Linked DNA regions of Homo sapiens: region 1 is linked to region 2. A link is an interaction called in ENCODE POLR2A ChIA-PET data of the cell type or tissue named here. Cell type or tissue: OCI-LY7. All regions are shown on one strand. Each heading gives the region's core, and the rest is flanking DNA. Links, peaks and the distances in the headings are about the cores only. Region 1 has its middle 47 kb from the start of TOMM7. Region 2 overlaps HYCC1 (hyccin PI4KA lipid kinase complex subunit 1).

The links. Peaks named below come from ENCODE experiments on the same cell type or tissue, not always from the same donor. Only the 100,000 strongest peaks of a DNase experiment are listed, where the experiment ranks them.
Region 1: POLR2A ChIA-PET joins it to region 2 with 7 read pairs; 2 of 35 experiments call an interaction of 5 or more read pairs at or near these places.

What each region holds. Positions count from the first base shown.
Region 1 is chr7:22,767,844-22,784,303 of GRCh38, forward strand. It overlaps the pseudogene RPS26P32. Among named protein-coding and RNA genes, the nearest start is that of TOMM7, 47 kb to the right of the region's middle. RefSeq lists an enhancer at 14,201-14,701. In OCI-LY7, for the core only: no CTCF peak of the experiment used is centred there; no DNase peak of the experiment used is centred there.
Region 2 is chr7:22,991,061-23,005,263 of GRCh38, forward strand. HYCC1 (hyccin PI4KA lipid kinase complex subunit 1) reads right to left here. Exons shown (of 11, transcript NM_032581.4): 2 at 1-79. The coding sequence starts at 51. Among named protein-coding and RNA genes, the nearest start is that of HYCC1, 16 kb to the right of the region's middle. RefSeq lists an enhancer at 1,909-1,988. In OCI-LY7, for the core only: no CTCF peak of the experiment used is centred there; a DNase peak (open chromatin) is centred at 2,171; H3K4me3 peaks cover 1,937 bases; H3K27ac peaks cover 4,000 bases.

The sequences.
Region 1 (16,460 bases), core at 6,691-10,690, 220 kb before region 2:
GAAAGAAAAACGGCAATCTATGGAATAGGAGGAAATATTTGCAAATTATATATCTGATAAAAGATTCATACCCAGAATACATAGAGAACCCCTGAAACTCAATAACAAAAAACAAGCTGATTCAAAAATGGGCAAAGGATTTGAACAGACATTTCTCCAAAGAAGATATACAAATGGCTAGTAAGTACATGAAAAGGTGCTCAACATAACCAATCACTAGGGAAATGCAAATCAAAGTTACAATGAGATTCCACCCCACGCCCATTAGAATGGCTACTATTAAATAAAAAATAAAAACAGTCCAGTCATGGTGGCTCATGCCTGAAATCCCAGCATGATCCCTGCCTTTGGGAGGCCAAGGCAGGCGGATCACTTGAGGTCAGGAGTGCGAGATCAGCCTGGCCAACATGGTGAAACCCCACCTCTACTAAAAATACAAAAATCAGCAGGGCATGGTGGCGTATGCCTGTAGTGCTAGCTACTGCAGAGGCTGAGGCATGAGAATCACTTGAACCGAGGAGGCGGAGGTTGCAGTGAGCTAAGATGGTGCCACTGCACTCCATCCTGGGCAAGAGAGAGAGACTTCATCTCAAGAACAAAAAACAAACAAACAAAAACAAGTGTTGGTGAAGACGTAGAGAAATTGGAACCCCTGTGCGCTATTGGCAAGATTGTAAAATGGTACAGCTGCTGTGGAAGACAGTGTGGTAGTTCCTCAAAAACTAAAAGTAGAATTACCTTGATCCAGCGATTTCACTTCACAGTATATAGTCAAAAATATGTGATATGGTTTGGCCCTGTGTCCCCACCCAAATCTCATCTGGAATTGTAATCCCCTTGAGGGAGGGACCTGGTGGGAGGTGACTGGATCATGGGGGCGGTTTCCCATGATCATGCCTTTCTCATGATAGTGAGTTCTCACGAGATCTGATGGTTTTAAAAGTGACAGTTTTTCCTGAGCTCCCTCTCTCTCTCTCCTGCTGCCATGTAAGACATACTTTGCCTCCCCTTCACCTTCTGCCATAACTGTAAGTTTCCTGAGGCCTTCCCAGCCATGTGGAACTGTGAGTCAACTAAACCTCTTTTATTTATAAATTACCCAGTCTTAGGTAGTATATTTATAGCATGTGAAAACAGAACAATACAGGATGAAAAACAAGATTATAAAAAAGACAAGAAATAATAAATGCTAGCAAGGGTGTGTAGAAAAGGAAACCCTAGTACTCTGGTGGAAATGTAGACTGGTGTAGCCATTATGGAAAACAGTATGGAGAGTCCTTAAAAATTAAAAATAGAGCTACCATATGGCCCAGCAATCCCTCTTCTGGGTATATACCCAAAGGAGGTGAAGTCACCACCTCCTGAAGATATCTGCACTCCCACGTTCATTGCAGCACTATTCACGATAGCCAAGATATGGAATCAAACTTAGTGTTCATCAATGAATGAATGAGTAAAGAAAATGTGAGAGTTATATAGATATATTTACAATGGGATATTATTCAGCCTTAAAACATGAGATCCTGTCATCTGCCACAATAGGAGGTGGACCTAGAGGACATTAGGCTAAGCAAAATAAGCCAGACACAGAAAGAAAAATATTGCTTCATCTCACTTATGTGTAGAATCTTAAATTTTTTTTAAAAAAACGGTCAAACATATAGAGAAAGAGAATAAAACAGAAAATAGTAACTACCAGGGCAGGGGGTGCGTGGGGAATGGGGAACTGTAAGTCAAAGGCTACAAAGTGGCAATCACAGATGAAGAAGTGTAGAGATCTAATGTACAACATGAGGACTCTAATAAAATCGTATTAGGAATTTTTGTTAAATAAGTAGACTTTAGCTGCTCTTGCTCCAAAAAAGTAACTGTGTGACATTAGATATGTTAATTTGCCTCTCTATAATAACCATTTTATTATCTATATGTATCCCATAACATCAAGTTGTCAACCTCAAATATACACAATAAAATTTACTTGAAAGAAATAAAACTTTATTACAAAAAAAAAAAAAGAATTGAAACGGTGTCTTTGAGGAGGTGGAGAAGTGGTTGCAATTTTATTTTTTAAATTGTTTAATATTATTTTCATTGACAAATCATAATTGTATTATATTTATGGAGTATAATGTGATGTTTTGACATATATATACAATGGGAATGATTACATCAAGCTAATTAACACATCCATCACCTCATTTACTTAACATTTTTTGTGGTGATACAATTGAAACTTACTCTTTTAGTTATTTTGAAATATACGTTATTATTGACTACAGTCACCCTGCTGTGCAATAGATCTCAAAACTTATTCTTTCTGTGCAGCCAAAACTTTGTACTTTTTGACAAAACTCCCCATTCCATTGCTCCCCAGTGCTCTCCCAAGCCTCTGGTAATCATCATTTCTACTCTCTACATCTATGAATTCAACTTTTTTAGATTTCACATATAAGTGAGATCATGTGGTATTTGTCTTTCTGTGTGTGGAGATATCCCTCCAACATATTGATTTCAATTCCTTTGAATATATCCCAGAACTGGGATTATTAGATCATATGGCAGTTCTGTTTTTAGTTTTTTAGGGATGAAAACAGAGTCTTGAACATTTGTACACACATGTTCGTAGTAGCATTATTCGCAATAGCTAAAACATGGAAGCAACCCAAGTGTCCACTGAGGGATGAATAGGCAAAATGCAGCATAGACATACAATGGAATATTATTCATCCTTAAAACGAAGGAAATTCTGACCTATGCTATAACATGGATGAAACTTGATGACATTATGCTAAGTGAAATAAGCCAAATGTTGACAAATAAGCAAAAAAAAAAAAAAAACAAATATTATATGATTGCAATTTTTTTTTTTTTTTTTTTTGAGATGTAGTCTCTCTCTCTTGCCCAGGCTGGAGTGCAGTGGTATGATCTTGGCTCACTGCAACCTCCACCTCCTGAGTTCAAGCGTTTCTCCTGCCTCAGCCTCCCAAGTAGCTGGGATTACAGGCACACACCACCACACCCTGCTAATTTTTGTATTTTTAGTAGAGATGGGGTTTCACCATATTGGCCAGGCTGGTCTCGAACTCCTGACCTCATGATCCGCCCGTCTCGGCCTCCCGAAGCGCTGGGATTACAGGTGTGAGCTACTGTGCCCAGCCTATGATTGCAATTCTATGAGGTAGAGTAGTGAAAATGATAGCAACAGAAAGTAGAACGGTGGGGATGGGAGCAGTGGCTCACACCTGTAAACCTGACACTTTGGGAGGCCAAGGCAGGAGCAGCATTGCTTGAGTCCAGGAGTTTGAGACCAGCCTGGGCAACATAGAGATTCCATCTCTACAAAAAATAAAAATAAAAATAAATTAGACAGGCATGGTGGCATGCACCTCTATTCCTAGCTACTTGAGAGGCTGAGGTGAGAGAATTGCTTGAGCCTGAGAGGTTGAGGCCACAGTGAGCCATGATCACACCACTGTACTCCTGCCTGGGTGACAGAGCAAGATCCCATCAGGAAGAAGAAAAGGAAAGGAAAGGAGAGGAAAGGAAAGGAAAATGGAAAGGAAAAAGGAAAGGAAAAGTAGAATGATGATTGCCAGGGGATGGGGAGAAAAGGGAATGAGGGGTTGTTGTTTAATGTGTACAGAGTTTCAGTTTTACAAGATGAAAAGAGTTATGGAGATGGACAGTGGTGATAGTTGCACATTATGAATGTAGGTAATACCACACTGAACTATACACTTAAAATCATTAAGATACTAAATTTATGTGATATGTATTTTATCACAATAAAAAAATTGCGGAAATTTTTTGAAGGGATGGAGCAATGGCATGTCAACAGTTCTCAATTCATCCAAGCAATTAATCAAGTGTGAAGACAGAATGAACACATTTTTAGACATTCCAGGACTCCAAAAATGTACATCTCATGCATTCTTTTGGAAGTAAGTACTGCATTTGGGCTTCACCAAAACAAGAAAATAAGCCAAGGAAAAGGAAGACATGGAGTAGAGGAAAGAGGAGAGAATTGAAGGTAATCTCAAGGTGGAACGATGAGGGGGGTTTCTGGGTAATACCGGTGTATCAGGTTTAGAGGACAACAGTCCAGACTGAAGCAGTGTGACCAAAAGGCAGCTGTGCTGGGGAGCTGTTATCCCTTGGACGCCTACTGCCTTTGAAACAGAGGACAGAATGCCCAGATAAGCCAGCTTATATTGTTATCTATATTCAGCCTAACTTGACCATAGGCTGGTTAACAGCACTCCTGCCTTCCTCTTCATGCCCTACAACCTAGAAAAACTGAAGATAAGTAGAATGTGCGCTTTCACCCAATATTTCTCAATAATTAGCATGCATCAAAATCACTGGAGGGCTTGTTTAAACACAGATTGTGGGGCCCCAATCTAAGAGGAAATCACACCTTCTAGACAAGTGTCTTTAGTTACACAATGAAAATATTCCGAGACTTGATGAACCACTTAAACCAACTTGCTTGTTTTTATATATTTTATCTCTACTATGAATATTTTGTTTTCATTATATGAGTGGAATAGATTAATTCCACTTTATAATTTACAATAGTGTACAGCATTAGCTAGGTGAATAATCAGTTTTCAGATGTTAAGATGTATTGATATATTCACGTGATTCACAAATTAACCATAACTAAATAATAAGTCGCAAGTCAACAGTTGGCACAGTGATCCTTAGTAATTTAGCATTTGAGCAGTTTAGATGTCTTGATCTAAGAAACACATTCTCCAAGCCCTGGAGTCTCCAGTCTTCACTGACCAGGGATTAAGAGACTTGTGTACATTAAAACCCCCACTCCACCCCCTCACACCAATTTAAATATTGGTCAAGCCCTTTTAAAAAACAGATGGCAAAATAAACTTCACTGGACATTTTTGCTCAAAGAAGACACACTTTTTCTTAATGTAGTGATAGTTGTTGACTAAATGATGACAATGGGAATGATTCCAAAGAGAAAAAGGTCAAAAGAGTTTGTACCTGTTTTTCTCAAAATATGATCCCTCAAATGCTGGGTTCGTTTGATTTTGTAGCTGTAAGTTATGGTCAAGTGCTAAACCCCCGGGTGTTATTTGTAGAAGCTAGGGAAGTAATGGAACCACCTAAACGCTGAAACCTAAGTGGTGTTTGAATTAAAAAAACATAAGTTCAAAACCACAAATCATTATTTCCCTTATAACTGTGTTTAGTTATGATGGAAAAGGACAAAATGTGCATGTACAGCAATTTCCATATTAATCAAGTGTATGTATACATATTATGTGCAGTTTTCTATCTTTTTCCTATATGAGGTTGTTCTGATTATTTTTATTAAAATATAATTTTATGCCTATAATCTAATAAAATAAACGGGCTTTTATTTTGTATGTTTTCTTTTCATTTAATTTTTCTAGCAATTTATTTTTATTGTCTTTTGCAAAAGAATTAGTCTGTGATGGAGTGGAAATTACAAAAAAAAAAAAAGCTAACCACAGTAATTTGAGAAACACTGATCCAGCTCACTCAAGCATGGTATATATATATTAGGTTTAACCAGATGAAACTGCCAATAATCTACCATTTTGACTTTCAAATGGCAGATGTAATATATGGATGTTTATTTTACGATTAGTCTTTAAAGACCAATTTCAAATAGTGGATATAACAAAGCCTCTGTTCTGACATGTATACACTTTGATCCTAGATAAGCCCCTACACTCTTTTTTTTTAAGTACAATGTCCATTTTATTTTTCTCCAGAGAATAGTCTGTCTTCAGTCTTTAAGAACTCAGCTCCTTACATGGGCTTTGGTGGGGGACGTGCGGCAGCACCCGCAGGTCTAAATCGGGGTGGGGGTGTTCGGTCCTTGCGGGCTTCACGAGATCGATTCCTGACTACTTTGCTGTGAATTACACAACTCACACAGTAATGTAGCTTCACACACAGCTTGGGAAGCACATAGGCATCGAAGACGCTCGCTTCAGAAATGTCCCTGACTGCTGCAGCCTCCACTATGTTTCGAATGACGAATTTCTTAATGGCGTTGTCCTTGGGCACGCATCGGGCACAGTTAGTGCAGCGAATAGGCTGCACGTGGCCGCGGCCCTTTTTGGCACGAACGTTGTTCCTTCTTTTCTTTGTCATCTTGGAGGCATGGACCGGAGAGAGCGATAAGCCCCTACACTCTTATTCTGGACCTATTTACTCCTGTGTTACATACAACCATCTAAGGCTTGGTTTGGTTTCTCCAGGATTCAACAAAATTGGAAATGGAAACAAGAGTTGCTACAGGTAAACTCACTGGCAACAGCATGAAATATCAAGTGGAGGAGACAGAAAAACTACAAAAAGTTGAAAATAGCTATCTGTGGCTATTTAATGATGGGGCAAATACCTTGCTATTTCTCAATAGACCCTAGAAACATCACTGTACCCACTTATATTTAAAGTCCTGAGTAATCAATAAAACAACAATTTGTATTGGTTACATTGATGGGGGAGTATATAACACATTTCTGATTCAAAATGCCGAATACACAGTTTTCGAGTTTAAAGAAGTAAATCCTCAGTTCTCCAAAGAATTCATCCATCTGGACAATTTTAGTCCCAAGTGAATCATTTCTACATGACAGCAGAACACAAAATTGATAGGATTCAGATATTATAATTAGACAGACTAAGCATTAAGACACACACACACACACACACACACACACACACACACATGCACGCACATATACTTTCCCACAGAAATCCTTGGGTATAACATTAATCACAATCAGCAGTTTTCCTTCTATTCAAATTCAGCTTCCAGGAAGATCAAAGCTGTTAAACTAACAAGGCTCTGAATAATTGCCTCGCTAGGACCTAGTTAAACCTGATTGAGACAGTCAGACCTTAGCTGTCATGTGTCCATCCATTTGTATCCCCCTTAATATGTCCTTGATATGAGAAGACATGATGGTATAGTTTGATATAATTTAAAAGAATATTACAATGTGTTGGGGATATCAATTACACCCAAGACCCCTGTAACCGTCCATACAATATCTTCCTTGGATGGCCAGTTGAGAGCAGCTCCTCTACCCATGTCCCAGCTAGGTGTACAGATGCTATTGGCCTGGAGCCAGGCCATTCTGGATGCCACATAAGGAAGAATGGGATAGGTCAGGGGACAAGATTGGAGGGGTAGATTGCAGTTAAGTAACTGCTGTAAACTCAGGAAAGAGACCATAGTTGACTCAAATAACACAGGTTTGAACTGCAAAGTTCTGCTTACATGTGGATTTTTTCAACAAATGTATTAGAAAAGATTTTGGAGATTTACAATAATTTGAAAAAAACTCACAAACCCGCAGTTGAGAAATATTTTAAAAATTAAGAAAAAGGTATGTCTTGAAGGCATAGAACATGTAGTTATCAATCTATTTTACCATTTACTACCATAAAATATACACGAATCTACCATAAAAGGTTAAAATTAATCAAAACACATGCAAACACTTATTCACAGTCAAGACAAATGTAACCAAATATAAAGATGTAGTATTAAATCATAACTACATGAAATTAAGTGTAGTAATACTATACTATTGTAATAATTTTGTAGCCACCTCCTGCTGCTACTGCAGTGAGCTCAAGTGTCACAAGTATATGCTTAACACCATGTAACACTAATTATCTCTGAGTGAACATTTCATCTTTCCAGTAAATTGTGTGTCACAGTAAAAAGTGACCTCTTCTGGTTCATCATGCTTAAGTGTAACACCATTTACCTTAATAACACCAGGGGACCCATACAAAGTGCCACTAGTAAATAATGCTGGAAATGCTCCCAAAAAGCAGAAAAAAAGTCATAACATTACAAGAAAAAGTTGAATTGCTTGATATGCACCATAGATTGAGATCTGCAACTCCAGTTGTCTGCCAATTCAAGATAAATAAATCCAGCGTAAGGACCATTGTAAAACAAGAAAAGGAAATTCGTGAAGCTGTCAATGCAGCTATGCCACTAGGTGCAAAAATTTTGCACTTTTTCCAAAACACCTTTCTGTCTCGTATTGAAAATGCATCTTTTACCAGACATAGTGGCTCACACCTGTAATCCCAGCACTTCAGGAGGCCAAGGCAGGCGAGACCATCCTGGCCAATATGGTGAAACCCCGTCTCTACTAAAAATACAAAAAATTAGCTGGGTGTGGTGGTGTGCACCTGTAGTCCCAGCTACTCAGGAGGCTGAGGCAGAAGAATTGCTTGAACCTGGGAGGCGGCAGTTGCAGTGAGCCTAGATGGCACCACTGCACTCCAGCCTGGCAACAGAGTGAGACTCTGTCTTTAAAATAAAGAAAATGCAGTTTTTATGCGGGGCAGGATTGCTATAAGAAAGGCACATCTATGGGCTCGAATATAATTAGAGAAAAAGTAAAGTCATTAAATCACAACTTAAAGGGAAAATGAAGGATATAAAACTGGAGAATTTAATGTCAGCAAAGGATGGTTTTATAATTTTAGAAAGAGGTTTTGCTTTAAAAATGTCAAGATAACAGGAGAAGCAACTTCTGCTGACCAAGAGGTGAGTTCCCTTATGCCATTAAGAAAATCATGGAGGAGGAAGGTTATCTGCCTGAACAGATTTTTAATGTAGATGAAAGTGCCCTGTTCTGGAAAAAAAAAAAAAAGAAATGCCACAAAGGATATTTATTAGTAAAGAAAAGAAGTGAGCTCCAGGATTTAAGGCAGAAAGAGAGAGGGTAACTCTACCGTTTTGTGCAAATGCAGTCAGGTTTATGACCAGGATTGCTCTTAACTAAAAAGCTGCTAACCCCTGAGATTTGATGAGAAAATATAAATACCAACTATAAGTATTTTGGTTATACAACAAAAAGGCCTGAACAACAAGAACACTTTTTCTGGATTTGTTCTATTGATGCTTTGTCTCTGAAGTCAGGAAGTACCTTGCCAATAAGGGGTTGCCTTTTAAAGTTCTTTTGATATTGGACAATGCCCCTGGCCACCCAGAACCCCAAAAGTTCAACATTAAAGGCCTTGAGATGGTCTACTTGCCCCCAAACACAAGGTCTCTAATTCAGCCACTAGATCAGGGGGTCATAAAGACCTTCAAGCTCATTACATAGTGCAATCTCTAGAAAGAATTGTCAACATTATGAAAGCGAACCTGATAGAACATTATGAAAGCCTGGAAGGACTACACCATTGAAGATGCCATCATTGTTATAGAAAAAGTCATGAAAGCCATCAAGCCCAAAACAATACACTCCTGCTGGAGAAAACCGTCCAGAGGTTGTACATGACGTCACAGGATTAACAACAGAGCCAATCAAGGAAATCATGAAAGAAACTGGATATGGCAAAAACAGTGGGGTGGAGGGGGTGGGTGATGAAGAGCTTCAAGATAGCAATCATGGAAATATTTAAGAGCAAATAGACACCACACTAGAGAAATTAACAGAAGATGGTTTGATGGAGACGAGTGCTTCTGAACCAGTGCCAGAGGATGAGGAAGATGTAGAAGCAGTGCCAGGAAACAAACTGACATTAGACAATCTGGCAGAAGGGTTCTGATTATTCAAGACTGCTTTGGACTACTTTTAAGACATGGACTCTGCTATGTTACAGGCACTAAAACAGAAGCAAACAGTGGAAGAAGGATCGGTACCATATAGAAACATTTTAAAATAAATGTAAAAGCACAAAAGTCTAACAGAAATTATGATGTATTTCCATAAAGTCACCCCGAGGGTGCCTGCCTCTCCTGCTCCCTCTACCTCTTCCACCTCTGCCACCCCCAAGACAGCAAGACCAACCCCTCCATTTCCTCCTCAGCCTACTCAGCATGAAGACAATGAGGATGAAGGCCTTTAGGGTGATCCACTTCCACTTAATAAATAGTAAGTATATCTTCTCTTCCTTATGATTTTCTTAATAATATTAATCTCTTCTCTAGCTTACTTTATTGTAAGAATACAGTATATAATATATATATAACATACAAAAGATGTGTTAATCTACTGTTTATGTTATTAGTAAGGCTTCTGATTAATAGTAGACTATAAGTAGTTAAGTTTGGGGGAAGTAAAAAGTTGTATGAGGGTTTTTAGACTGTGTGGGGGGATGGCACTCCTAGCCCTCACTTTGTTGAAGGGTCAACTCCATACTGTAATAGTCTAAACTAAGGAAGGGAATAAGAGTGTTCTCAGGAGATAAAACCACAGAGCTTGAGGATTGAATGAAAGAGAAAAGGAGCTAAGGATGACTCCCAAGTTTCTGGCTTAAGCACATGGAAAGATGGTGGAGGCATTCACTGACATTTTGAGAAAATAGATTTAGGGAGAAAATAAGTTTCATTTTTGACATGCTGTTTCTTCTTCTTTTTTTTTTTTTTTTTTTTTTTGAGACAGAGTCTCGCTGTATTGTCTCCAGGCTGGAGTGCAGTGGCTCAATCATGGCTCACTGCAAGCTCCGCCTCCCAGGTTCACACCATTCTCCTGCCTCAGCCTCCTGAGTAGCTGGGACTACAGGCACCCGCCACCACACCTGGCTAATTTTTTGTATTTTTAGTAGAGATGGGGTTTCACTGTTAGCCAGGATGGTCTCGATCTCCTGACCTTGTGATCTGCCTGCCTTGGCCTCCCAAAGTGCTGGGATTACAGGCGTGAGCCACTGCACCCGGCCCTCTTTCTTAAGATAATTTGTGAGATACCAAAATTAAGATATCCAGAATGGATATTGTTTTCTTACTCAGAAAAGACATAAAAGTTTGAGGAGTATTTAGAATTTCAGTGTTTCACACCTCATTCCTAAGTTATTTTTATATGGTGGAAAGAGCTGATATATACATAGCCTATATTTTGGTACCAAATCTGCTACAAACTAGCTGTATGACTAGAGAGATCACTGAACCTTTCTCAGCTTCTGTTTCTATAAGGAGATAGAAAAACTTGCCCTCCCTTATTCACAGGGTAGGTAATTCAAGTATGAGCATTTTGAAAATGAAAGAGGGAAACCAATGTCTGGAGTTACTATTGTCTCTTTTAAATTAAAAAAAAAAAAAACTAAGCTATTTATTTTCTTTGCTTTCATGAGGATATCATTCCTAAAACAGAAGGAGGCAAGATTAGAAGATTTTTGCACTTTTAAAACAGAGTTTTACACACACCAAAAGTTTTAAAGGAGCAATTTTACTGCAACTATTTTTAAAGAGCTCAGTATCAATTTTAAGAAATTCAGCAACTGACAGGTTTTTAATGAAAAGAATAAACCCTTCTGAGTTCTCATTTTCTGAAAGCTTTTCACGTTTTAAGAATTGAACCACTCAGCACAGGTTTTTCTGTTACCATTTTGAAGATGTTGGAAGTATTAAACATAAAAGCTGTCACTGTTAAAGAAAATACTTTGTAACACAAAAAGAGATGAGAGCATAAATGTTATGTGCGTATGCTTTTAAATCAGAAGTTCTGAGTTCTAATTCTGTCTCCATCAGTTAATAGCTATCTGAATGTAAACATTAAAATTAAACATTATTTAAATATTCTGACCCCCCCCCAGGTTTTTCTAATCTGTGAAATATAAATAATAATTGTATTATCCTCAGGGAGTGGTTAGAAGGATTCAATGAGACAGTATATTCAAAGCACTTAGCACTGTGCAAAAGAGTGTGAGAGTAATTAAATGGTCAAGAAATACATGTAGAGCTGATTGGCCTCCATAGTAATCAAATTAACAGAGTTTTTATTTTGTTGCTAATAACATTCAGTGATGGCAAGGTCAGAGAGAGAGGCATTCTATTCATAAGAGTAAATGGATAAAACTTTTCAGGAAAAAAATTTTGAAATATGCTGGTGAAAGCCTTAAAAATGTTTACACCAGATGCAGTGGCTTGTACCTATAATCTCAGCTACTCAGATGGCTGAGGCAGGAGGATTGCTTGAGCCCAGGAGGTTTAGGTTACATGCACTCCTGTCTGGGTGACAGAGCCAGATCTTGTCTCTTAAAAAAAAAAAAAAGTTACATTCTTTGAGTCGTTCCATTTTTAAGAATCACTTGTTAGAAAATAATCAGATATAGGCCAGGTGTGGTGACTCACTCCTGTAATCCCAGCACTTTGGGAGGCCAAGGCAGTCGGATCACTTGAGGTCAGGAGTTCAAGACCAGCCTGAGGAATATGGCAAAACCCATCTCTACTAAAAATATAAAAATTAGCCGGGTGTGGTGATGTGCATTTGTAATCCCTGTTATTCAGGAGGATGAGGCACAAGAATCACTTGAATCCAGGAGGCGGAGGTTGCAGTGGGCTGAGATTGCACCACCACACTCCAGCCTGGGTGACAGAGCAAGACTCTGTATCAAAAAAAAAAAGAAAGAAAGAAAGAAAGAAAAGAATCAGATATAAAGATGCAGAATTACATGTAAAAATCAGAAACTACCTAAATGTTTAAGTCCAGAAAAATGGCTTAATAAATTATGGTACATCACCTTCTGAACTGATGCACTGAGATTCAGAGAAGGGCACGTCATCCCTGTGGTATCCTTACCAAAAATGCATAACCTGAATTTAATCATGAGAAAATGTCAAGCAAACTCAAATTGAAGAACATTCTACAAAATAAATTGAGGTAATAAAAGACAAATAAAAATGAAGGAACTATCCCCAAATGGGGAAAACTAAGGAAACACTACAACTGAATGCATGACATGGTCCTCGATATTAGTGGAACAATTCATGAAATGTGGGTGAGGTCTGAAGATTAAAATATTGTATCACAGTTAATTTTCTGGTTTTGATCATTGTACATGATTATGCAAGATGTTAACATTTGCAAAAGCTGGCTGAAAAGTATACTAAAAATCTTTGTGCTGTTTTTGCAACTTTGGGTAAGACAAATTATTTCAAGATGAATATTTCTAAAATAGAAAAATTAAATAATGGCACATTCACACAGTGATTATGCAGCCATTTAAAAGGTTTGTAATTATTCTGAATGACACTGGAAAATGTTCACTACATAGCATTATTGGGAGAAAAAAAACAAAAGCCAGTTCACACACTGAAAACTAAAGCCCAGAATGAATCCACTAAAATCTTGAGAGGACATTTCTAAGTAGAAGATTACAGATGCTATGTTCTTAATTAATTTTTTAGTTTCATATTTCCCAATTTTTTCTACCATGAGCATTCACCACTTTTAAAATTGGGGGGAGGATGTTATTTTTAAACACACATCATGATTTTGCATCAAAAAAATTCATTTAGACATATTTCTTCTCCTTGGTTTTAATAAAGAACATTTTTTCAATGCTTTGAGTTTTCAAAACTATGATTTTGATAAGCCAACAATGAGCCTTAGCTTAAGTGAGTTTCTTAATTTGGCATCAGTAACCAAAAATGCTTAATGGTTTCCCTAACTACTTGGAAATGAATTCTTGGCACTATGTCTTCTTAAGTTCTGTGGGTCTCATGTTGAAACAGTTGCTTCATTTCCACTAAATAATTGGAACTATTCCCTGGGTCATCAGAGAAGCTCAAACCTATGCGCATCTGAATCTCAGTCAACAACAGAAGGAAGAGGAACCTAATAATTTCTCCTCAGCCTGTCACAAATCAAGAGAAGAATGCATTTGTGCTGAAGACCGGGAAATTAAAAAGAAAGCAGATTTTGCTGGGAGGCAAGTCAAGGTGGCCACCAGGAATCTTAGACCCCTCGGCTTCAGATGACCATCTTCTGAGTAATCAGGATGTTTAGCAAGGCATACTTGAGGGGGCGTAAAGCATGGCTCCTATCTCAAAATACCTCCTCTGTGAGGTAATGTACGTGACACTGCTGTGCACTTGTGTCTGTTCCTTCCATCCAGGCACTGGCCAAAAAAGCTGTATTTGCTTGGCTCTGGAAGAATTTTTAATTCCAAAATTTATCGCCCCCACTCCTACCATCAAAGTGCAATGTGTCATCTACCAACATTTCACTAAGCAAGTAATTCTAGAACAGAACTGGTTGCAGGCCCACCAGAGGACAAACAATGTGGGGAGCTGGATTCAGAAAGCACTACAGATGGGCACCTTGAAAAGAGAGGTGCAGGACTCCTGCAGCAAGTTCTGCCAAGCCATGGTCCTCTCTGGTGCCATCCTCCTTAGGCGTTCACCACTACCTGCTTGCCAGCATCAGCCTGCCTTCTCAGGGTTATGAGTACATCCCCTCCTCCATGCCATAAGCATTCCCCTAACCCCATGCTGACAAGCTCAATGCCAGGCCCCAGTTCATCTTTCCAGACTTCCAGCTCCCTGCCTCAAAGCCCAATTCCAGCCACAGTTCGGAGCTTTGTACATTGTTGCATCCTTACTTAGCTTTCAACCGCAACTGTATCCCTGCCATCTCTACTTCAATGTTATCTCTGCAGGCCAAACATAACCCACCAGCTGCCAAGGCATGCAGTACCACGCTCAGCCCATCGCTACCCGCCTGGACCCTTGTGGCCTCACCACTTGCCTCCTGAGCCTTCTGTGCCCCTCCCCTGGCCCACCTCCACCATCTGCCTTCTACACTCTGCCTGTCAGGGGCCCAGTCTCCCCACTAGTTTATACCATCTCCCATGTTCTATTTTTATTTGTGCTTGCCCTTGTTCCAGAAAAGACAAGACAACACATACTATAGTCCTACCATGTTTTCTCAGGTGGGCTTCTTAACCCATGTGGCTTCTCATTCTATTTGCCCTATGAAGCACAGGGAATCAAAGACAGCGTTTCTCTGTGACATCAATTCTCGCGCCATCTAAGACAGGTCAACAGTAATGGCAGAGGCCTTCCTCGTAGCAAAGGGAAAACAATAGCAAACCACTGATGTTGAACTACCAGCCAGAAGCCAAGTGAGATATTAAGACAGCAAAGCCACCAGCACCAGGACAGGAGCTCATACCTCTTACCAGATAGATGCTGCTCTCCCACTCCCCCTGCTGGACACCGAGGTCCTGGGGCGATGCTTCCAAAGTCCACAGTCCCCAAATGATCAGACACCCATGTTTGCCCCAAGAGGTGTAGACTAAACGTTAAAGAGAAGCCACACTTGCTAATCTCATATTTAATTATCTTCAATGCCAAATTAGAGAAATGGAGTACCCCTCAGTGGAAAAAGGTAGGTGCTACTTGTTAGGCAGACTGGCTGTGAGCCCCCATTCTGTCACAATCTAGTTAGGGTATTAGGAAAGTTGTTCCAAGTGTCCCTGGGCCTTAGTTTCCCCACCTGTAAAGCACAGGTGACACTACCCTCCCCATATGGTTGATATGAAGATTAAATGAGATAAATTGCAGGCATCCAATTGTTATTGTCCACACCGATTGGCAACTAAGCTCTTGGCACACAATCTCTTGGCACCCCAGTGGCTTCATCTATGTAATTCCAATAATACCTGCTCAGCCTACCTGTGAGACTTGGCTGGGGCAGATGAGAGAACAGATGTTTGTCAAAGCACTCTGTAAATCATTAAGTGCTATGCTAATTCATCAATGACAACAACACCTGTCTGGCACTTTGAAGAGACACAGATGACAATGGTAGTTTTGATCTTTGTGGAGATTTGGAAATTTGTGGATGAAATAAGCATGCATGAGAATAACTGTACTTCAAATAGGAGATTGACTGCCATATTAGTAATAAAGAAAAATAATAATAGGAATGAAAAGAAAAGAAAATTTGATTTGCCTGAGGCAGAGGGTCGAGCAAGAATCACAGATGACCTCATGAGTGTCTCATGCTGCAGCAGGTCATAAAGACAAGTAAGATTGCTGTCAGCAGAGATGAGGAGAGGGCCTCCCAGACCCAAGAAAGAGTGAGGGCCACGATGCAGAGGAATGATGGTTCTGGGGATATGAAGAACTCCAGCTTGACCGCACCCTGCGATGAGGTGCCACAGTGGAGAATGGGGTTATGAGGACAGGTTGGGACACCATAGCGTTCTGTGAGATTGAACATGACAGCCAGGCAGTGCAGAGCCATCTAAGCTTTGTGAACAGCATGTCTGAGGAAGTTTACCAAAGACAATGTGAAGGCTGGCATGAGATGGGGAGAACAGGGGCAAATACAGGAAGGAATCATGATTGCCAAAGAGAGATGGGGGCCTGAAGTGATTCAGGATGCACAGGGGAAAGAAGAGATCAAAGGAAGGGACAAATATAAATGGAAGGTATTACGACCATAGTGCTCATGACAAAGAACCACATTTATCACTCAGTTCCACATGTACCAAAGGAAAATATCAGAAAGATGTCATGAGCTCAAATTAATAGTGATCTTTGGTAATTTACAAAAGGATAGAAGCAGTAAGATGAAGTAACACAAAGCACGTCTCTTACAGACTTCTAGAATTAACAGGGAAAGTAGGAGATGTGGTGCAATTACTTATCATCTGGGTAGGTGAATTTCAGGGGAAGAAAATCTCAGCAATAT
Region 2 (14,203 bases), core at 1-4,000:
CTTAAACTCTGACAACCATTCCTCCACAACCCCTTTCTCTGAAGTAAACATTTTTCCACATCTGTTCTAAACCTTCAACCTGAAAATTAACATAGAAAAATGTTAACGTTTTGAATATATTTTATTTAGTCAGATTACTATGAACAGAGATAATCCTATAAAGTTTTTACTTCATATTTGTGAAATGAGTTTCAAACATAAATTACTAAATTCATTTCAAAACCAATGTGCACAAACAAGCCTTAAAATGCAAGAATTTTGACAAAAGTATAAATATCATAACATGATGAAATTGGCTCTCCAATTTTCATTTAGTTTTCAGGAATGCCAGCTGCAAAACATATTGGACATTTTTCCCTAGTTTCAATAAAATAATTTCAAAAAGATCATTTATCTTAAAAGAAAGCAGAAAATATTTCAAAATTGTGAAAATATAAGAAGACACGCATCCAAAATTGACTTTATAGAAAGCATTAAAGTAATTTAATTTGCTTATATTTCAGTTCTTTACAACAGTAACTAGGCAAGCCATGTGGTTTCTTGAAAGTGTAATGTTCATTTTTTAAAAAGTAAAAGTGACAATATTCAAAATGACCATATTTGACAACAGTGATGCAGAAGACTGGGATTTACTTAAGTATAAATTTAAAGAAGTAAGCTAAAGGAAATGCAGAACAGTTTTATCTCAAGCAAAATGTTTGTCAAAATACAACGTATTTTTCTTTACCTATCCATTTGTATGGGAGTAGACTTGGAAACTATTTCCTGACGGAAAACTTGAGCTCTATCTGAATTTCCTAACTTCCAAATTCAGTCACAAATCCTTCATTAAGCTACTTAATTTTCATCAGCATTATAAGGTAGTAGAAACTTAGGTAGAGTAGCCAGAAATGAATTCTGATTCTATTACTTACTTGGGTAAGATATATTTGCCTTACTTTTTTTTAATCTGCAAAATAGGGATAATGACAGTACCTATTTGCAAGGAGTTATTGTGAGGAGTACATTTTAAAATGCAAATAAAAGCAGTTATTTCCATTCCTGGCAACAAACTATTATCACTATGCAATATTATTATTATTATTAATTCTTATAAACTCTGCTCAGCTGTCTACGAAAGTATCCAGATATGCCTTAATGAACAACGCAGGTTCTTGTCAAAGAATACATTCTAAGGTTCCTGCTGTCTAATTCTCATAAAAAAACATGATTAAAACATTTTTTGGTCATTCATTCATTCATTCACTCATAAAAGATTACTTGGGTAATACGCATTTTATTTTTAAAATAAAAAATATTTCTCCTTGGATCAAGTCAGACTAACAGAAAACCACATATATGTACTGTATTATTGATTTTATAGAACTGTCTGTTTGGAGAAACTGGGCTTTGAAATTATGTCCAAAATGTTACCAAAGCACTGCTAGATGACATTTATCCTCCTTAAAAGCCAACAGAGTCTAGAAAATTCACATCTTAAGTTTTCAGTACTAGGAAAATCTCTCCTTTGGAGTAACTTGTTTGTTTTTATATTATGAATACTGTGAGTTTCATAACCAATTCTCTTTGTCTTACTGTTATTTTCTGTCTGCCTGTATCTACTTTTTTTATGTTGTTATGTATATTTGTAAAGCAAAGCCAATATAAATGCACAAAAGTTTTCTTTTGTATGAATTCCATTGTTTAATAAATTAGGACAGAAAGTTATCACAAATGGAACCACACTACATCAAGTTACATAGAAATGGGGAGGTAAAATTTTTACAAAAATTCAAAATAACTCTCCAGTTAAAATTAAGGTTAATTTTTCAAAAATTAAAAGAAATCAAGAGGAATATACAAGGAACCAAGAACAGTCAAGGGCTGTCTTGAAGAACAACAGAACTGTGGGACCTGGACTTCCAACAGCAAAGCTTAGTATAAAACTTACCAAAAACTATAGTAATTAAGCCAGTGGTGGCACTGTCAGAAGAATAGAAAACAACCAATGGAACAGAATAGAGTGGCCAGAAACAGACCCACACATATATGGTCACCTGATTTATGACAAAAATGACACTGAAATTCAGTGAGGAAAGGATGCTCTTTATAATAAATGGGGCTAGGTTATTTGGATAGCTACATGGGGAGGACAAAAAGAACCATGACCCTAGAGATCATGCTGTATGCAAAAATAAAAACAGTTTCAGTTGGACCACAGATCTAATTGTGAACAGTAAACCATAAGGCTTTTAGAAGAAAATGCAAGAGAGTACTTTCATAATCTTAGGCTAGGCAAAGGTTTCTTAAACAAGAGGCACAAAAGCACTAATCACAAGGAGGGGAAAAGGATAAACTGGACTTCCTTGAAAGTAAGAATTTCTACTCACCAAAAGATACCACTAGGAGAATGAAAAGGCAAAGCCATAGGGTGGCAGATGATATCTGCAATTCATATACATGGCAAAAGTCTCATATCCAGAATATATAAGGAACTCATAAATTATTAAGAAAAAAGGTAGACAATCCTATAGGAAATCAAGACCATCACTTACTCAAATGGAAACTTAGCACATGAAACGTGCTCAACTTTGTTAGTCATCAGGGAAATGTCAGTTAAAACCCACAGTGAAATACACCATACAAACACACACACACACACACACATACACACACACACGTACGCATGTGTAGCTAAAATGAAAGATCACACCAAGTGTTGAAAAAGATATGGAGCAATCAATATTCAGACACAGCTAATGTGAATGCAAATTGGTACAATATCTTGGAAAACTCTTTAGCAATATCCTCTAAACTTGAGGATATATACATATACTCTACGAACCCAGAAATTCTACCCATGTTAATACTCAACAGAAATGAGGACATATGTTCTCTGAAAGCTATGTTCAGAAAATGTTCATCTGAGCAATAGGCTTTTGTTTTTGTTTTGTTTTTAGAGACAGAGTCTCACTCTGTTACCCGGGCTAGAGTGTAATGGCGCTACCACAGCTCACTGTAGCCTCAAATTCCTGGGCTCAAGGGGTCCTCCCACCTCAGCCTCTCAAGTAGCTGAGACTACAGGAGTGTACCACATGCTTGGCTACAGCAGGTATTTTTTAATAGTCAAAAACTAGAAACAAACCAAATGTCCATCAGTAGTTGAACGAATAAATTACAGTATACTGTACAATATCTGAAATTCTATACAACAAAATATAACTTTTAATGAATAAACTATATCTGTGTTACAGTGTTGGATAAAAGAATGCAGGAAAACAGAGTACATACTATATAATTACATTTATGTAAATTTCAAGAACAGATAAAACGAATCCATTTGTGTTAGAAGTTGGGATAGTGGCTGCTCTTGAGGGGCCTATCTTGTCGGTTCTGATAACAGTCTGTTTCTTGATCTAGGTGCTGGTTACTCAAGTGTATACATTTGGTGAAAATTTGCCAAGCTAAACATTTCATAAACTGTACATTTTTCTGTATGTATATTATACATTAGTAACACCAGTCAGCCCTGGGTCTCTTATCTTCCACTTGATAGAGATCAAATGGGAGCCCTCATTGTATAGCTGAGCTCACATGGACACTCACTTGTTTAGCACGCATGCAAGCTCAGAATAAAATTGTTCCTCCCCAAACTTCTCTGTCTCCTGCAGAACTCAAAAGGGAGTCTATGACATGCCTCCCTATCCTGAAACTTTCACAGTCTCACCACCACTGTCTGCTTTAGGTCCACCAGGACTAAAGTCTTTATTCCCTTCATCTCTGTTTATGTCCAGCACCACAAGAAGCTACAGACACCTAGATGACACTCATCTCACACACTAGTCATCATAACTCTTTGTACATCTTCTGTTTTGCTCCCATCTCCCATCCCATCCTAATTCTGGAAGGACGATATACTTCCATGGGTCCTCTGGAATTTACAGTCTATTACCAGCAAAATCCTCTACATCTTCAACAGTTCTTCAAATGTTGCTTTCTTCTTTTCATGAGACACTAGTTTCCCTGCATGCAAGCTTACCAAATAGTGATTGCATTTCCTCACACATCCCTGAAACAAACCACTGGGCTTAGAGGTAAAGTAGGTGTTCTCCTTTCTTCTTATTACCACTCAAGATCATTCTCTTCCTCCTTCAACCATCCACCCAAAGCTGCTTTGAAACTCTATCACCATCATCTATCAATCAATCCACCCCACGCCCTTGCCCTGCTCGGTCCCTCCCCTTCATTTCTGGATGATCTTAGCTCCTAGCTCACTGTCATGCTTTCAAACAACTCCTGCTTAAATCTTGGTGATTTTTTTTCTTACCTGAAGTCTAAATTCCTAGAAGTCTTAATTCCTAGAATTCTCCTCCTACAATATTTTCTTCCTATCTGCCTCAGCTACTCAATCCTACGATCAAAGTCTATGATCATAGCCTAGACCACCTGTTTTCAAACATTTGGGTTAGGGACTCTTTATACTCTTAAATATTAAGCCAACCTGAAAGAACACCCAATGGCCAAAGCTGGAACAATCCAAGCAACAGAACAAGTAATGTAGTACTGCATTATAACCCAAAGTATAAAATAAACATACATGAGGCCATACTCATATAAATAAATGATTAAATAAATAAGAGAATAGGAGATAAAGTTTCCTTACGGAAGAATTCCCAGTAACAGATGTAGACACTATCTCTTCCAGGAGGTAGAGCTTAGTCCTTGCTCCCCCATTGAGAGTGCACTGGACATAGCTATTCACTTGCAAAAAAAGAGAGTACGGAAAGAGGAAAAGAGTAACTGTATAGTGGTGAAACCGGGCAAGCACTGCCTTGATCTAAGCTAACATCAACACGACGTCATGTGAATATCAAGTACCATTCAAAATGATTACAGACATGAGCCACCGTGCCTGGCCCCTGGTAAGTTCCTTTTAACTATAAAAGTAAGAATATCTTTAGAAGAGAAAGTATGGCTGGGTGCGGTGGCTCACGCCTGTAATCCCAGCACTTTGGGAGGCTGAGGCAGGAGGATCACTTGAGGTTAGGAGTTTGAGAAAGACTGGCCAACACAGTGAAACCCCTCTGTACTAAAAATACAAAAATTAGCCAGGCATGGTGGCATGTGCAGGTGATCCCAGGTACTTGGGAGGCTGAGATAGAAGAATCACTTGAACCCGGGAGGCAGAGGTTTCAGTGAGCCAGGATCAGACCACTGCACTCCAGCCTGGATGACAAAGTGAGACTCCGTCTCAAAAAAAAAAAAAAAAGAAGCAAAAATATACAAACATTAAAAATGAATCCTGAAATATCAATGCATTATGTAGGAAAGAGAATAATGGAATTCTATAAAGTATAGGATAATTTTTTTATTTCAACTTTTATTTTAGATTCAGGAGGTACATGTGCAGGTTTGTTACATGGGTATACTGTGTGATGGTGAGGTTTGGAGTACTATTGTAGGATAAGTATTTAAAGAAATAAAAAATTAAAAAGCCAACAGTGTTTACTAGCTGACATAAGCTTTTCTTTGTCCTTACCACGTACAGTACAATTGTTAAAAAAAAAAAAAAAAAAAAAAAAAAATTCTTTCCATTAGCCCTGGGCTTCAAGATGAGTAACAGTTCTGACTAAAGGTATCAGTAAAGCTTAGATAGGACAAAAAGCAAACTGGCCACAAAATGATTTAAAAACTGTTTCTCTCTACCAGCAAGCAGCAAGAGGCTCTCTACAAGTTGCTAACCCACCCCCACATTTCATATATAATATGTAACCTATTAACATCTATGCCAAAGACTTGACTATATAACTCTGCAAGCTTTATAAATCTAATTAGACATCTCTAGTAATATTCAAAATATACTTGCATTTGTAAAAACTTTATTCTTCTCAAAGATAAAAGAGACAATTAAAATACATGTTTCCTGCTGTGTAACTAACTTCCTATTTTTGCCAAACATGTTCCGGAGCAGAATATTTAAAATTACATTAGAAGGCTTGCTAGGAGTCTATGTAGTATTTCACTAGCCCAATAAGTCTGTATAACATTAATTTTTTATATTTTCAATGTACAATAAAACCTTTCTAAGTCAAATGTCTTATTCTTCAATTCCCACATTATGTTATTAATAACAATTACCAAAATTTATCTTTTAGTGTTGTCATCAGAGACATATAACATTTTAATTATTTTATAAGAATATTTTAAAAGTATTTGTAACTTTCACTGTAAAACTCTAAAAATTTCCTTATTCCTATCTTTTACATCATCCCCTTCACCATTAAGCACTAACGACAAACTACTATAAAACTTTTTATAACCATTTGTTTTATATATCATTATGAAGCTTAAGTTTCTATAAATTTATAGAGCAACCAAATTTCTATAAATGGATTGTGACACATCACGAAATTTTAAACTTCTCTCCTATGCAATGAGGCCATTGCTGTAGTTAAATTAAGCGCTACCAGAAGATTATCAAGAATTCCTGGGTGAATTTCAGGAAAACAGAATGGAGAGAAATGTTCAGATTATGTTACAGAATAAAATTAATTTAATTTTAGGATTTTGCTGCTTAGAAACTGACCAATCAATTGTGAAGGAGGACAGTATATGTGCTGTTGCTTAAAAAGAAGTGTTGATGCCTCACTGCCTACCTAGGTCATCAAGTAAATAAAGCTGCCTCTCAAGGCACCAGGAGAAGTAATATAATTCATAGTAAGAGAGGTTTGGGAAGTCTTTCCAAAGGCCTATTACTTAGGCCTATTTTCCCCAAAAATCACAAAACAAGTGTCTGATTATCAAGAATAGAACATAGGTTTTTACTCTATAAAATGGTTTTTGGCTAAACCATCTTTTGCCTACCCCAAGGACAAATAAGATCATGTTGGGATATCAGTGTGCTGTGGCAACCAGCCCAGTGTGTTTCTGTTGGAAAAGCTAGAACAATTAGAAGGTAAGAAGTTCTTTCTTCTCATTTCCCATTTCTATCTTCCTGTTCTTCTCAGATCCTCCATGACTTCAGACAAGATCAGGCACGTTCAAGGTGGTATGGTCATAGACAAGATCCTCCAGGACTTCAGAAGAACATTTTTTCCAGGGAAAGGATATCTGATTTGGACTCTAATAAGAGAAGTTAGGAAGAACTATTTTTTAATAACCATGTTGACCAAAAGAATGCAGCAAACAGAATGCTATGAAACTTCTGAGGCCAACAGTTACTGCTCTTGGATTTCTATTGCAAATATTCTCCCTCTTTTTTGAGCCAGCATTCAAATAGCCTTGACTAAGATCATGTACAATTTATTAACAATTTAGATTTCTTTTAGATAAGAGCAGACAGAATGGTGAGATCTCTGGGAACTATGGCACTACGATGAGCACTTCTTATTGACATTAACATAGCACATGACTCAGTGGTTCAACATTTTTTAAAATTTTTTTCAAATAAAAATTATATAACATAATTTTTAAGTTTTAAACTGTATTAGTAACTACAGGCAAATTTCAGTCCAGATACTATAAGCATAAGTAACATACAGCAAGTATCTAATAAATATTTATTGAATAGAAGAATAAATTTCACCCTTTATAATGCCCGTCAAATTTACCATCTGCTCTCCATCTCCACAGCAACGCCCTGAGTCTGGGCCCTTATTTCCTCTGCATCTGCTGATCACACAGCCTTCTGGCTCCTGATTTCTTCCCTTTTCCAGTGCACCATGCATGTTGCTGCCATATAATCTTGCTGAAACTTCTTTTCTCCTGAACACACCATGACATCAGACCTCACAAATCTTCTACATCAAACTTTCCCTAAAATATGGTCATAATTTACCTATCCAAATTTTACTTAACACTATTCTCCAAAATAATCCATGCCACTCCAGGCTCCATGTCTTTGCCTATGCTTCTCTTCTCTACCTTCCTTTCACTCCTCAGCTTTTACACCCTACCTAGGAAAAACTTGGGGCTCTTATTAATGAAATGCATGCATTGGCAAGGTAAGCTGCCAGGAGAGAACTGGCACTGCATCTGTGAACCAAAACAGCATCATCTGATTATTTTAAAGACTGATTGATGCAGATAATCTTGACTTAGAAAACCTCTTATTAGAATGTTATAAGAAATCTTAAAAGTCCATTAATATGTTATGTATTTCACTAAATATAAAAATATCACAAACAAATTATTTTACATTTAATATTGGGTAAAAATCTACAAGAGCAGTTATTGCTGAAATAAAGCTTTCCAAAATGTTTGCACCACCTTTTACAAAATATAATTACAGCACATACTAAGTGATTCAAGTATTACCTCAGTGAATCAAACTTCAGTAAGCCCTGATAACTAACATACAAATGATAAAGTTTATGTTAACAGATTTTAAGAGATCAGTGTAAAAGTGCTGAACTATAATAATTACCTCAATCACATTCATTAACATGATTATCACACAATTGCATATTAAATAACATGGTGATTAGAAATGCTTTCTACATATTCACTGAACAGGATGTCAAGTCGACAGCCCGTTCATATAATTTATCCAGACAGTAGGCTGGGCAGAGTCAGAGTAAGAGCAAAGAAACAGAAGTAGCAAAAACAAACATAGAATGGGAGGTCGTATATGCAAAAAGTCAATACTAGTATATGTTCAAATTGCAACATTAATAATTCAGCAAGCCCTTGATTGCCTGCTGAGTATAATGCAAAGTGTTTCTATTAGTTTGCACCATTAGCAAAAGAATAGTAAAATATGATCTGTGTCCTCAAGGCAATTGTAATCCAGATGGCAAAGGAAAAGCAGGGAATAGACGAGAGGAAAATAAGTCAAGGTAGCACCTTACATTTTCTAGACGAATAATTGCAAGGGCCATCATGAGAAAATTATCAGAAATACACAAAATCAACAATGAAAAGTTTAAAACAAGGGTTCTGCTCACTATGCAACTATAAAAGATTATAAAAATTCCACCAAGAAAGAAAATAAAACATACACAAAAACTATCAACACCTAGGGAGAAAACCGATCTCCCATCCCTGCTAATATTTTTCTTTACGGGAGATTTTTTTAAATGGCCACACTTAAATCTTTTCCACATAATTAAAATAAATAATCATCCTTCTCACTGCTGCTATCCCACTCTTCAAAAGAAAATACTGTTAACTTTATATTATTTCAAACTTTTTTCTACACATATGCTATATAATCAGCAGTTCTGAAAACTCTCTACTCTTAAAAATATTGAGCAGTATATCTAAACCAAAACAAAATATATCTCCTCAACCAAGAAAAAGATATCAACCAAATAATATATTTATATAGATAGGTACCTATCTATATCTATATAGATATCTGCTCAACCAAACAAAATATATCTGCTCTATCAAAACATGTACATATGTATATATACACATATACACATACATGTATACATAGTCCATTTATATTTTGATTTTAACATAAAAATACAATCACATTCTACCAAAACTTGATTATTTTTCACCTAATATATCATGGACATTTTTTAAAAATATGTGGTACACTATTACTATTATATTTACGACCTTCAACAAACGATCTCTCCTGTTATTTAGTCCTTTGTATAGTCCTCCTCCACATCAATGCTGGAATTGGCAAAGTGACATGTTTTTGCCAGTGGAATTTAGCAAGGTGCTGCAAGGAGAGACTTAATAAGAGCTTCCACCTAGGGCCTGTCCTCTTGAATAATCCCTCTTAGAAGGCAACCACCATGCTACAAGAGCTGAGGGATAGACATCTGCATAAGAAGCCACATGAAGACAGACCTCGGAGGACAGCAGAAAAAAAAGGCTTTCCTTGTGAAAATTTAACTAACTACTTGACAAAGTTAAAGAAGTTTTTTTTTTTTTTATCAAAGGACTTTTCAGAGCCTTTAATATGCTAAATCTGTATTATTAATCTCTAAGAAAAGCATTTGGAATGAAATATTTTCCTAAATGTATTTGACCATGGGATCCTTTGCTGTCCATACACAACTGGCATCATTGGGAATATGGTCTGGAAAACACTCAATGTGACCAAATGTGTCATACATAGCAATGGTAGATGTCCATAGATAATGTTGTGATAATGACTAACATTCCTCAAGCACTTATGTTTCTGGCACTATGCTAAGCGATTTATTGGAATTTTAATTGAATTCTCATAGCCATCCTAGCTGGTAAATTAACATAACCTCTATTTCACAAAAAAGAAAGCTAACACTTAAAGAAGTAACTTGCCCAAGATCACACACTACCAAAGTGGTTAAGTTAGGGTTAGAACCCATGCAGCCCAATTCCAAAGACCCCATTCTAATCACCATGCTATCAGCAATCCCTACCCATGGCACCTAAAACAGTTCAAAACCTTTCCCTTGTCTCATAAATAATTTACTCTGGTTTACTCTTTTCTTCTTCCTAATATTTTCATTCTAAATTGAAAAGTAGGATATTTTCATTTTAAAATAAATTGCTAGGGAAAAGTAAATTATTCAGATGATTGTGTTTGGCAGCCAGGTTGAGAACTATAGGGTAGTAAAAGAACATGGTAGGGTACTGGAGAAAAAGTATTCAATTTACTTAGACCCAGCTCTGCCACTTGCTAGCATGTGGTTGCAGTATTTTTCTCAGTTGGAATGAAGGAAAAGAAAAAAGATGAGAAAAATCTATCAACTGGTATTTACCACAGTGCCTACATACTGGTAACAAGAGTGATCCAAAAACATGGGTGTGACTGAAGTTGAAATGCCAAAATTAGACCAAAATTCTTATTTGCCCCTAAGTCAGAGGTTTTCTGTTTGGTTTTGGTTTCCTTTGCTTTATGGCAAACATTTTTTTTTTTTAATTCTGGGGCTGAGACCTTTGTTCAGTTCTCTAATTTAGTTTACCCTACTTTCAGAACTCTGGGAAAACTGCCTCCAAACGATGAAAGAGCAAATGTTTTGCTTTTGTATATGTTTGAAATTTTCTCTTCACAAAGCATCTCAAAGCACTATAAAAATTGACTGAACACAGCACTACTTGATATACAACTCAATTAAAATTGTCAAGAAGAAATAATGGTAAAAATTGTATATATATATATATATATATATATATATATATATATATACATATAGTTTGCGGCTACAGCATGTAATGAAAAATGCTGAAAAACCACTGTGGCAACTCAGTATGACTAGTTGATGATCAAAGGGTACAGCAACTACCACAGCAATGGGCATGTAAAAGATATACTGTTTTGCCCCTGTTGACTATAACACAAGTAAAATAATGTGACTAAGATTATACACAAGCAATTAGCTCAAATCAACATCATATTAAAAAGTATTTTATTTAGTCTTCCCCTTCCATTTTCTACCATGAAGAAGCAACCAGGGAGAGGCTCTTGAACACCTAGGAACACAAATACCCTGTAAACACTTTCTCCTTGCCAAACTAAACAAATTCAATTAAATTAAGGAATTAGCCAGTTGCTTGCCATTGGCTGTATTGGGAAAGGTGAAGGAGGAGGCAAATAGTTATTACTTTCTTCATTAAGCTATCCAAATTTTTCTCTTCCATGTTTTACCTAGGGGAAGTATATAAATTTTTGAGGCTTTGACATTAGCCTTGGCAAACTATTTCTTGGGAACAGGCAAATTAAGGGTATTTGAGATTTTGCTACATCCAAGTATAAAAGCCACCTATATTTGTTTGCTAGGGCTGCCGTAACAAAGTACCACAGACTGGGTGGCTTAAACAACAGAAATTTATTTTCTCACAGTTCTCTAGGCTAGGAGTCTAAGATCAAGATTCAGGAGGGTTGGTTCCTTTTTAGAGCTCTGAGAGAATAGTTTCAGGTCACTCCCTATGGCTTATAGATGGCGGTCTTCTCCCTATGTCTTCACATTGTCCTCCTTCTATACAGCCTATCCAAATTTCCTGTTCTTACAAGGACACCAATCATACTGAATTAGGACCCATCCTAATTACCTCATTTTAACTTAACTGCCTCTCTAAAGACCCTATTTCCAAATGATGCTACATTCTGAGGTACTGGGGGTTAGGCCTTCAACTTATGAATTTTGGATGGGACACAATGCAGCCCATAATACCACTAAAGCTGCAGTAAGCTAGGGTTCAGCAACCAGCCTGGCTCTTTTTTTTTCTTATATTAAGGTGGTTAAATATCATCCATTTATTCATAAACTATTAAATGCCAACTATGTCCTAGATACTAGATTTACAAAAATGAATACGACATAGCTGACTTAGGGGATTCACAGTCTATTAGGAGAGACAAATAAACCTAAAACAGCAGAAATGAGTGTGCCTTAAGTCCTTTTAAAACAAATCAAGGTAAATCAGAATATAAACAATAAAATAAAATAAATAAATGCTATGAGAAAAAATGAGGAGGAATGTAAAAGAAAGCCCAATGTAAACATTATCTTTCAATCATTTTGCTATCAATAACCCCTCTTTCCTCTCTCCCAAACATAACAGCATATGGAAATATGGTTTCCAAAGCACAGCTCTACTTTGATTCCTTAAAGTTCTTTGCATTCTAAGTGCTTTCCTTTTTACAATGTTGGGGACAAAGAAAGACAGAAATGTTAAGAGAATCAAATTCCAACTAAGTTGGGAGTTAATGTCTTAGAGGGAGTCGCTGCCCTTTAATATGTTGGAATGAGACTTTCAGCCTTTAATGAGGTCTGCCAATAGAGGCTCAGATGTTCAACAGAAAATAGTAGGGCAAAGAGGGAAGTGCAATGAGAAAATGTAAGTAAACACAGTTAATGGTGGTAATGTGTGCTAATAGGGCCATAATAATAAAAACAACAGATCTTGACTGTACAAAATTCTATTTGATTCTCCCCAATCAGAAACTATGTGGATATTATGAATATAGTTGTTTTTCTTGGTTTAAAAACATTATAGTAACCAAAGCAGAAATAAATAGTTCAGTATGACCATGCTGATTCATATTAACTGGGCTAAGAGTCAATTTGTTTTAGCAGAGGCTGAAATATAAAATTATTTTTAAGATAAAGTTTTCAATAATACTGTCTTATACTAGTATAGCAGAATGTAACCTAGACGTTGTTTTGTAGCTGAATGTGAGGCTAAAATTAGCAGAGCAAAAATTTCTATCTTGGTTCCTCCCAAAGTAATTGAAAGTCCTATAAGATTGTTTAATCCCTAAAGTATTTTAAGCATTTCTTTTTCAATTACACATTGTTTTTGAAGAAAGGGTTTATTATAGAAAAACCAAACATCTGCTTAGACCCTTTCACCAATAACTAATTCCTGATTGATGAAACCTAAATTCAGTAAATCACACTGTATTACAATAAATTCTTTGGAGCTCTATAATCTGGTGACATGGAGAGCATCTGCTTTAATTACCATCTTGTGACTAGCTCAATATGATTTCCATGAAGAGGCTGGCCTTTCTGAGGTGCAACCTAAAATTGTATGACATATTTGATGTTCTCATAGTGAAAACAAAAAGTTTTAGTCTTATTTTTCTTTACATGCTTTTTCTTGGCCTGTCCTTCCTTTCCTCTCAACCCATCATTATCATGGGTAAAAAAAAAATCTCATCTCCAAATAACAGCAATTGTTAAAAATTAGATATTATAAGTATAGTAGGGAAGCTTACTAGAAGGATTCCCTTTATAAAAACATTTTAAATAAAAATATAGTCAACACAAATTACAGCAAGCATAATTAGGATTTCTCTTCTACTGCTTTTTTTGTTTCGTTTTGTTTTTGAGAGGGAGTCTCACTGTGTCGCTCAGGCTGGAGTGCAATGGTGCAATCTTGGCTCACTGCAACCAGTGCCTCCCGGGTTCAAGCGATTCTCCTGCCTCAGCCTCCTGAGTAGCTGGGACTACAAGCACGTGCCACCATGCCCGGCTAATTTTTTGTATTTTTAGTAGAGACAGGGTTTCACCGTGTTAGTCAGGATGGTCTCGATCTCCTGACCTCGCGATCCGCCCGCCTTGGCCTCCCAAAGTGCTGGGATTAAAGGTGAAAGCCACGGCGCCCGGCCTCTTCTACTACTTTCTACAAGCAGAGGAATCCCACCTATATTCCTCTTATAAGCCCCCAGTGTTTTAATATAGCTCAATAAATAAAGGAAGCAACATGGCATAATGAAAAGAATGCTGACTCTGGAGTCCAAAAAACCCGGGCCAATTTTCAACAAGTT